2 separate regions of the Homo sapiens genome follow, and region 1 is linked to region 2. Evidence: chromatin contacts called from ENCODE Hi-C or POLR2A ChIA-PET data. All regions are on one chromosome and are shown on one strand. Each heading gives the region's core, a stretch centred on a gene start or an enhancer-like site at or near the end of the contact. The rest is flanking DNA. Distances are from core to core; before and after follow the strand shown. Region 1 overlaps TBC1D2B (TBC1 domain family member 2B). Region 2 holds the start of SH2D7 (SH2 domain containing 7).

Region 1 (2,700 bases), core at 102-2,601, 40 kb before region 2:
GCTTTTCCTTACTTATAGACCTTGGTTTTGATCGTGGCCATATGCTCAGCTAAAATACTTGGCTTCCCAGACTCCTTCCAGCTAGGAATGGCCATATGACAGTTCCAGCCAATGATGCATAAGCCACAGGTTTCTGGGAAAGCATTCTCCTTTTGATGTAAGTGCCACCCCCAGGGGCAGCTAGCATGAGCAGGAAAGCTAATACACTCTAGCAATGGAAAATACAGAGTCAGAGACAGCTTGGGCCCTTCAGTGGCACTAGTGAGTAGCTATGCCAGCCACAAACTGCTTATCATGTGAGACAAATTACTCCCTATGTGTAAGTCCTTATTAGTAAGGTTTCCTGTTAATTACAACTAAACATAATGCTAACCCTTTCAAAATGATATCATCTCATATATATGTATACAATATATATGTGTATATACACATACATATGGCTCTTTACACTTAACAATGCAGTTTCCCATTTGATCTTTATAACAACTATGAAGAGGGGTGAACAAACTTCAATTCCCAGAGCCACAGTTTCCTAACCCTGTACTACAGGATACGTGACTTACTTAGAGTCTGACAACTAGTAAATATCCCCAAGACTCACAGGCCCACAGGGCTTCTTCCACCAGGTAGAGCTGCCTTCTAAGATATACAACTAGCTATCAGTGCAAAACGTTAATCCCCTATATCTTTCTCCATATTGACTTTAGGTGCTAGGAGGGTCCTGATGGGTGATGCCCACTAGACTACAAATCAAAATGTTCCAAACAACTGGGTGACTACGAGACAATACTAGGAAAAGTTTTATTTTTAATGCAAATCAGTTATAAAAACATTCTTCTTTAATTCTTACTAGAGTAGGCTAAGCTGAGCAGATAACAACAAGCATGGCTTTAGAAACTTCACAGAGCACTGCCATATAACACATCACAATTTATCTTTGAACCAGATTTTATCTCTGACGATAAAACAAAAGGGGCTAAAATACAGCCTTTTCTTCTTGACTTCCTGCTTTAGATTTTTTGACTTCCTGAACCATTATAGCCTCACATACTGCTCTGGGGCCCAAAGTTTCATTCCTTGTTCTTCGAAGCTATCTAAAAATTAATAGAAGTCTAATGTTACAGTCATTTCTATCTATAAAATCTTCAAAGGCACTCCACTGCTCTTAGGTTAAAGTCCAAAATCCCAAGACCAGCAGTCTAGGCTCTCCCCCAGCTCTGGCTCTGGGTCCCAGGTGTGCCCCCAGGTTCAGCTCACTCCCCACAACTGCTTCCAGCCAGTAGCCATCCTGACTGCAGCTCTGGGAAGGCACTGCAGTTCAGCCCTGTCATCTGACTCCCCTCCTCTCTACCTAGCTAGTTCCTGGCCATCCTCCAGGCCTTGGCTTAGATGCACTTCCTCAGAGAGGCCCTAACTGCCAGAAACTATGCACAGCCCACTTACAGCCCATGGTACCAGCATGCACCCTTCCCTCACATTTCTCTCATTTTTTCTCTGCACAACCACCCTGCTTGACTAGAAATTCTGTGAGGAGAGGGACAAAGCTCATCTTGAGTGCCGACTTTGCTGAATGAATGAGTAAATGTCAGGTGGCATTTACTCAAATGCTAAATTCCATACCTGGAGTCCCCATATCAAAGGAGGAGAAACAAATATGGGCTTCAGATGTTTTCTCTGGCTCTCCAATCACAGCATTTTGGCTTAGAAGGAGGAAGGACAGCTGTTATAAAGAGACTATAGGGCTAGGCACTACTTCTTTGTCCTCCTTTCGGTTTAATATCCCTGAGTCTTTGCTAGAAAGAAGCACTTGGTGCCCTCAGAACAAAGGAACTGAGGCAAATCAAGCACCTCCTGTGCCAAAGGCACTGGCTATGCTCATGAACCCTGCCTGTTCCCACAGGGTTTCCAAATGTTCCAAGTGACTGAGACACTCAGTTAGGAGCTCCTTTTGAGTGAAAAGCACTATAAGAGTGGCTTTCAAAACAACTCAGTTAACAGTGACTCGACTCTGAACGAAACATAAGGGCGCATAAAGTTGAAAATAAAGGCATGATCTCAGAACCTGGAATAGTCAGAGCGCTAAGACAGTCGTGAAAGTGACTCAAAAACTCTCACAGAAAACATATTAATAGGTACAAAGCATATATAGTAATTTATCACTGATAAGAGGGTTAACCTGCTGAAAAATACTGGGACAAGTAAAAACAAGACTGACAAATTTGGAGACGAAAAATTCATCTAAGAATGCCTTTGTTTCTGGAGTAAATCAGCCACACGTGCCAACACCATCCTTGGTGGGACAGGCAACTCGGATGCAGCCCTGTGTTCTGCTGAGCAGAGGGTCCCACGGGTTTTAGGAAGTGAAGAAATCTCTTTATGAAACTGTTAGAACTAGTCCTTACTGTTGTCTACTCCTTTTAATGTACGCTCCGTGTGTCTTCCAAAAATACTAATACAATGGCCTGGGCTTTTTAGACCTTACTTCAGAGCTCAGGAGGCTGTTTTGTTTGTTTGTTTGTTTTTCTGGATGTGTTATTTTCCCTGTATGAAGAGTGGGGGCCAAAAAACAGTCCCATCTCCACAGTCTTTGCAATGGGGTAGGATGGGCAGCAAATAATTGTTGTTCTGTTCTTTCTAGAGGTTATCTCCATGCTGCAAATGGCCAGGGATTACCCTGAGTTACAGAAATGCCATGAATCC
Region 2 (3,066 bases), core at 384-2,883:
ACTCACTCAACCCACCAACCAGATCAAGAAACAGAACACTGTCAGCACCAGCAGCTTTTCGCTCCCCACCCAGTCCCCAAGGTAACCACTATCTTAACTTCTATCGCCATTGATTAGTTCTGCCTTTTTCTTTTTAGATACAGGGGCTCACTATGTTGCCCAGGCTGGCCATGAACTCCTGGCCTCAAGTGATCCTCCCACCTTGTGCTCCCAAAGTACTGGGATTACAGGTCTGGCCTCAAGGAAAAATGAAACCAAGCATCTCTGTCTTACTTCAGAATGAGTTAGACAGAGATAGTTATATATCAAGGGCTTTAAGCAGGGGAAATGACAACAAATCACTTCAGTCATATTGTAACAGTACCTGCATCCTATTTTTGAACTTATATAAATGCCCCTTCATTATCAACCATTATGCCCTCTCACTTAGTCCTCATAATGACCCTAGAGTCTAGAAAATAGCTTTGCCTCATGCCCATTTTACAGATGAGGAAATTGAGTTCTCTGCAACAATTTAGTAAGTTTCTTGAGACCCCACGTCAGTCCCAGCTACTTGCCCAGGGTGGTCTCACATCAGTGTGTGGTGGAAGTGGGAGTATCACCAAGATCCTTGAGGCTGACTGCACCATCTGCTGCCTTACCATCCACCCGGCCTGGATTTCTGCTAGGAAACTCAGAAACACATTAGATACTCAGGGATGTTTGTGTGAACAAATGGTCCCATTGCCCTAACTGCTCCAAAGCTTCCTACCACAGGCCTATCCCTGCCTTTCCAGGGGACCCATCTACTCCAAAGTCCCCTCTCTGTTAAAACGACATGAGCTTCTGTTTTTTCTTCAAAATCTGCAACAAAGTCCCACCTCTTCGTCTTTGCACATGCTTTCCCCCTGCTGACAAGAGTCTACTCCCCTAGGTACATGCTTGGCTTCCTCCTTCACTGTTCAGTGTCACCTCCTGGACAAGGCTGACCCCGACCCCTGACTCTGTGTCTGCATAATGCAGCCCATGTGCTCTCTTGTTCTTCTGCCTTTGTCTTGGAGTGCTTATTCCATTTGACTCTATATTCTACACATATATTTGTTTGTCTCCCTCTAGAATGTATGTGCCATGAGGGCAAAGTGCTGTTTTATTCACTGCTTTATTCCCAGGGCCCAGATTTACATGGCACACAGTAAGGACTCAATAAATCTTGAGTGGATGGAAGACTTGGTTAGCACAGAACTTCTCCATCAAAATAAAAATAGCCTCCACGAAGGAAGGATACCTAGAATTTAAATCCACTGCTTTGCTCCCAGGGGCAGTGCTGTGGACTTTTGCCAGGGTCTGATCTTTAGTTGTGACAAAGACAGGAGGTTGTGGGGAACAGGGCCAAACCCAGTGAGGTAGCTTATCTGCTGGCCAGGAAGCCACGGAGGGCCTTCCCTACCCCTCTCAGGCTGCTACGGTGATTGTTCCCCCATGTCTGCAGCCAGCCAAGGTGCCCCACCCCAAAGCATCAGAGGAGAGAACCAGCCACCAGCCCAGAGGTGACAATGGGGCTGCTGTGTGCTATGGGCCCTTGGGTAGGGCACGGGCTCAGGCAAATGAGCCAGAGCACACGCAGATATAGAGGCATGTGCACTGGCTGCGCTCTGCTTCCACTCTGGTGCCTGCCAGCATGGAGGACAGCCTAAAGCAGCTCAGCCTGGGGAGAGATCCTGAGGGGGCAGGGGACAGCCAGGCCCTGGCTGAGCTCCAGGAGCTTGCCCTGAAGTGGTTCATGGAGACACAGGCCCCCTTCATTCTGCAGAACGGTGCCCTGCCTCCCTGGTTTCATGGATTCATCACCCGCAAGTAAGGCTGCTTCTACCCACAGGTCCCTCATAGCCCACAGCCCCTTGGGGCTGAGAAAATGGTCTGGGAACTCTGGATCAGACTGGTTCCCATCCTTTCCCTGGGCTAGGCAGGGGCCCTTGGAGGCGGGGGGCAGGGGAACAGACTGAGGAGCGCCACATCCTCTGGTGGTGGCTTCTGTAGGCAGAGTCGGGGAGGGCAACGGCCTCTACTTTAGTACAAGTTGAGGATGGCTGGGGCTGCCAGGCTGCCAGAGGACAGAAAGAGGGCCAGGCCCTGACTTGATGAGTAACTAGGGGACCATATCTTTTATCGTCCAAACCGGAACACTATTAGTAACTAAGCTAGGAGAACCGTCATAAATGGGGCCATCCCAGGCAAACCTGGATGCATGGTTATCCTAGGTATAAAGGCCAAGATACAGGTTTGGCTTTCTATTTGGGCTGGGTCTCCAAGCAGCCAAAACACCTGATGAAGGAATGGCAAATCCAGCCAGTCCTTAGGTCCTGGCACAGCACCTGCACAGAGCCAGGGCCAGCTTTATGGTCACTGACTCGTGCAGCAGCACAGGGTCAAAAGGGCTCCACATTTGGTTTAATGCTCTGCTGTCACTGTCTGGAAACTCTAAATCGTTTTGAACCAGGGGCCCCATGTTTTCATTTAGCACCTGGTCCTGCAAATGATTTAGCTGCGTAGAACAGGCGCTCGGTATTTGGTGAGTAAGTGAGTGAGGGAATACATATCTGGTCTGTGTACTGCCAAACCACAAGACAGCTGGAACTTTTCTTCATGCCTCCAAAGTATTTGGCACCATGTGGAAAATCTCTGTAACTGCCTGGGATTGAAGGGGACAGGAAGAGGAATGAGTCCCTTTTAGCTGCTTCAGACACAGCAGCATCTTCTCCCTGCAGAAGCTTGTGTGTAGTGCACATCCTGCAGCACTGTACACAGTGGTTCTGAGGGAGGGACTCCCCACTAAACCTCAACATCTCCAGCTGTGTGGATTTATTCTTGCTACACAACCATCCAGGTGGAGAGTGGGTGGCCAGGGTCAGCAACCAATGTGCCTGCTAGTGAGGCTGCAGTGGGGAGTTGGGGGGGTTGCATATGGCTTCAGACCCTGACCCAGCCCCAGACAGTCTTGAACTTAATCATTTGGGCTCAGATAGGCCACATGCTGAACCCTGACAGGCCACAGACCCATCCACAGGTCTGAGTGGCTCCTCTATAAAG

The links. Hi-C counts contacts between places; a loop is a spot of excess contacts on that map. ChIA-PET counts read pairs that join two places held with the same protein, here RNA polymerase II (POLR2A). Pooled maps may share reads with other maps.
Region 1: a loop to region 2 is called in a map of heart right ventricle, with 2.5 times the contacts of the local background. The contact joins the enhancer-like site here to the promoter of SH2D7 in region 2. A Hi-C loop is called at or near these places in 8 of 168 maps with a recorded cell type or tissue (B cell, CD8-positive, alpha-beta T cell, GM12878 and 5 more), 17 of 37 single-sample maps with no recorded cell type and 13 of 50 pooled maps. POLR2A ChIA-PET finds 5 or more read pairs at or near these places in 17 of 52 experiments (A549, AG04449, AG04450 and 14 more).

What each region holds. Positions count from the first base shown.
Region 1 is chr15:78,050,865-78,053,564 of GRCh38, forward strand. All of the region lies in intron 2 of TBC1D2B (TBC1 domain family member 2B), which reads right to left. Among named protein-coding and RNA genes, the nearest start is that of TBC1D2B, 25 kb to the right of the region's middle. Within about 2 kb of position 1,352, at least 18 of the 41 ENCODE cell types and tissues checked have a DNase peak (open chromatin) inside an H3K27ac peak, as active enhancers do; they include CD4-positive, alpha-beta T cell, CD8-positive, alpha-beta T cell, OCI-LY7 and 3 more, where a contact is called at or near this core.
Region 2 is chr15:78,090,928-78,093,993 of GRCh38, forward strand. It overlaps SH2D7 (SH2 domain containing 7), which reads left to right and starts at 1,634. Exons shown (of 6, transcript NM_001101404.2): 1 at 1,634-1,833. The coding sequence starts at 1,658.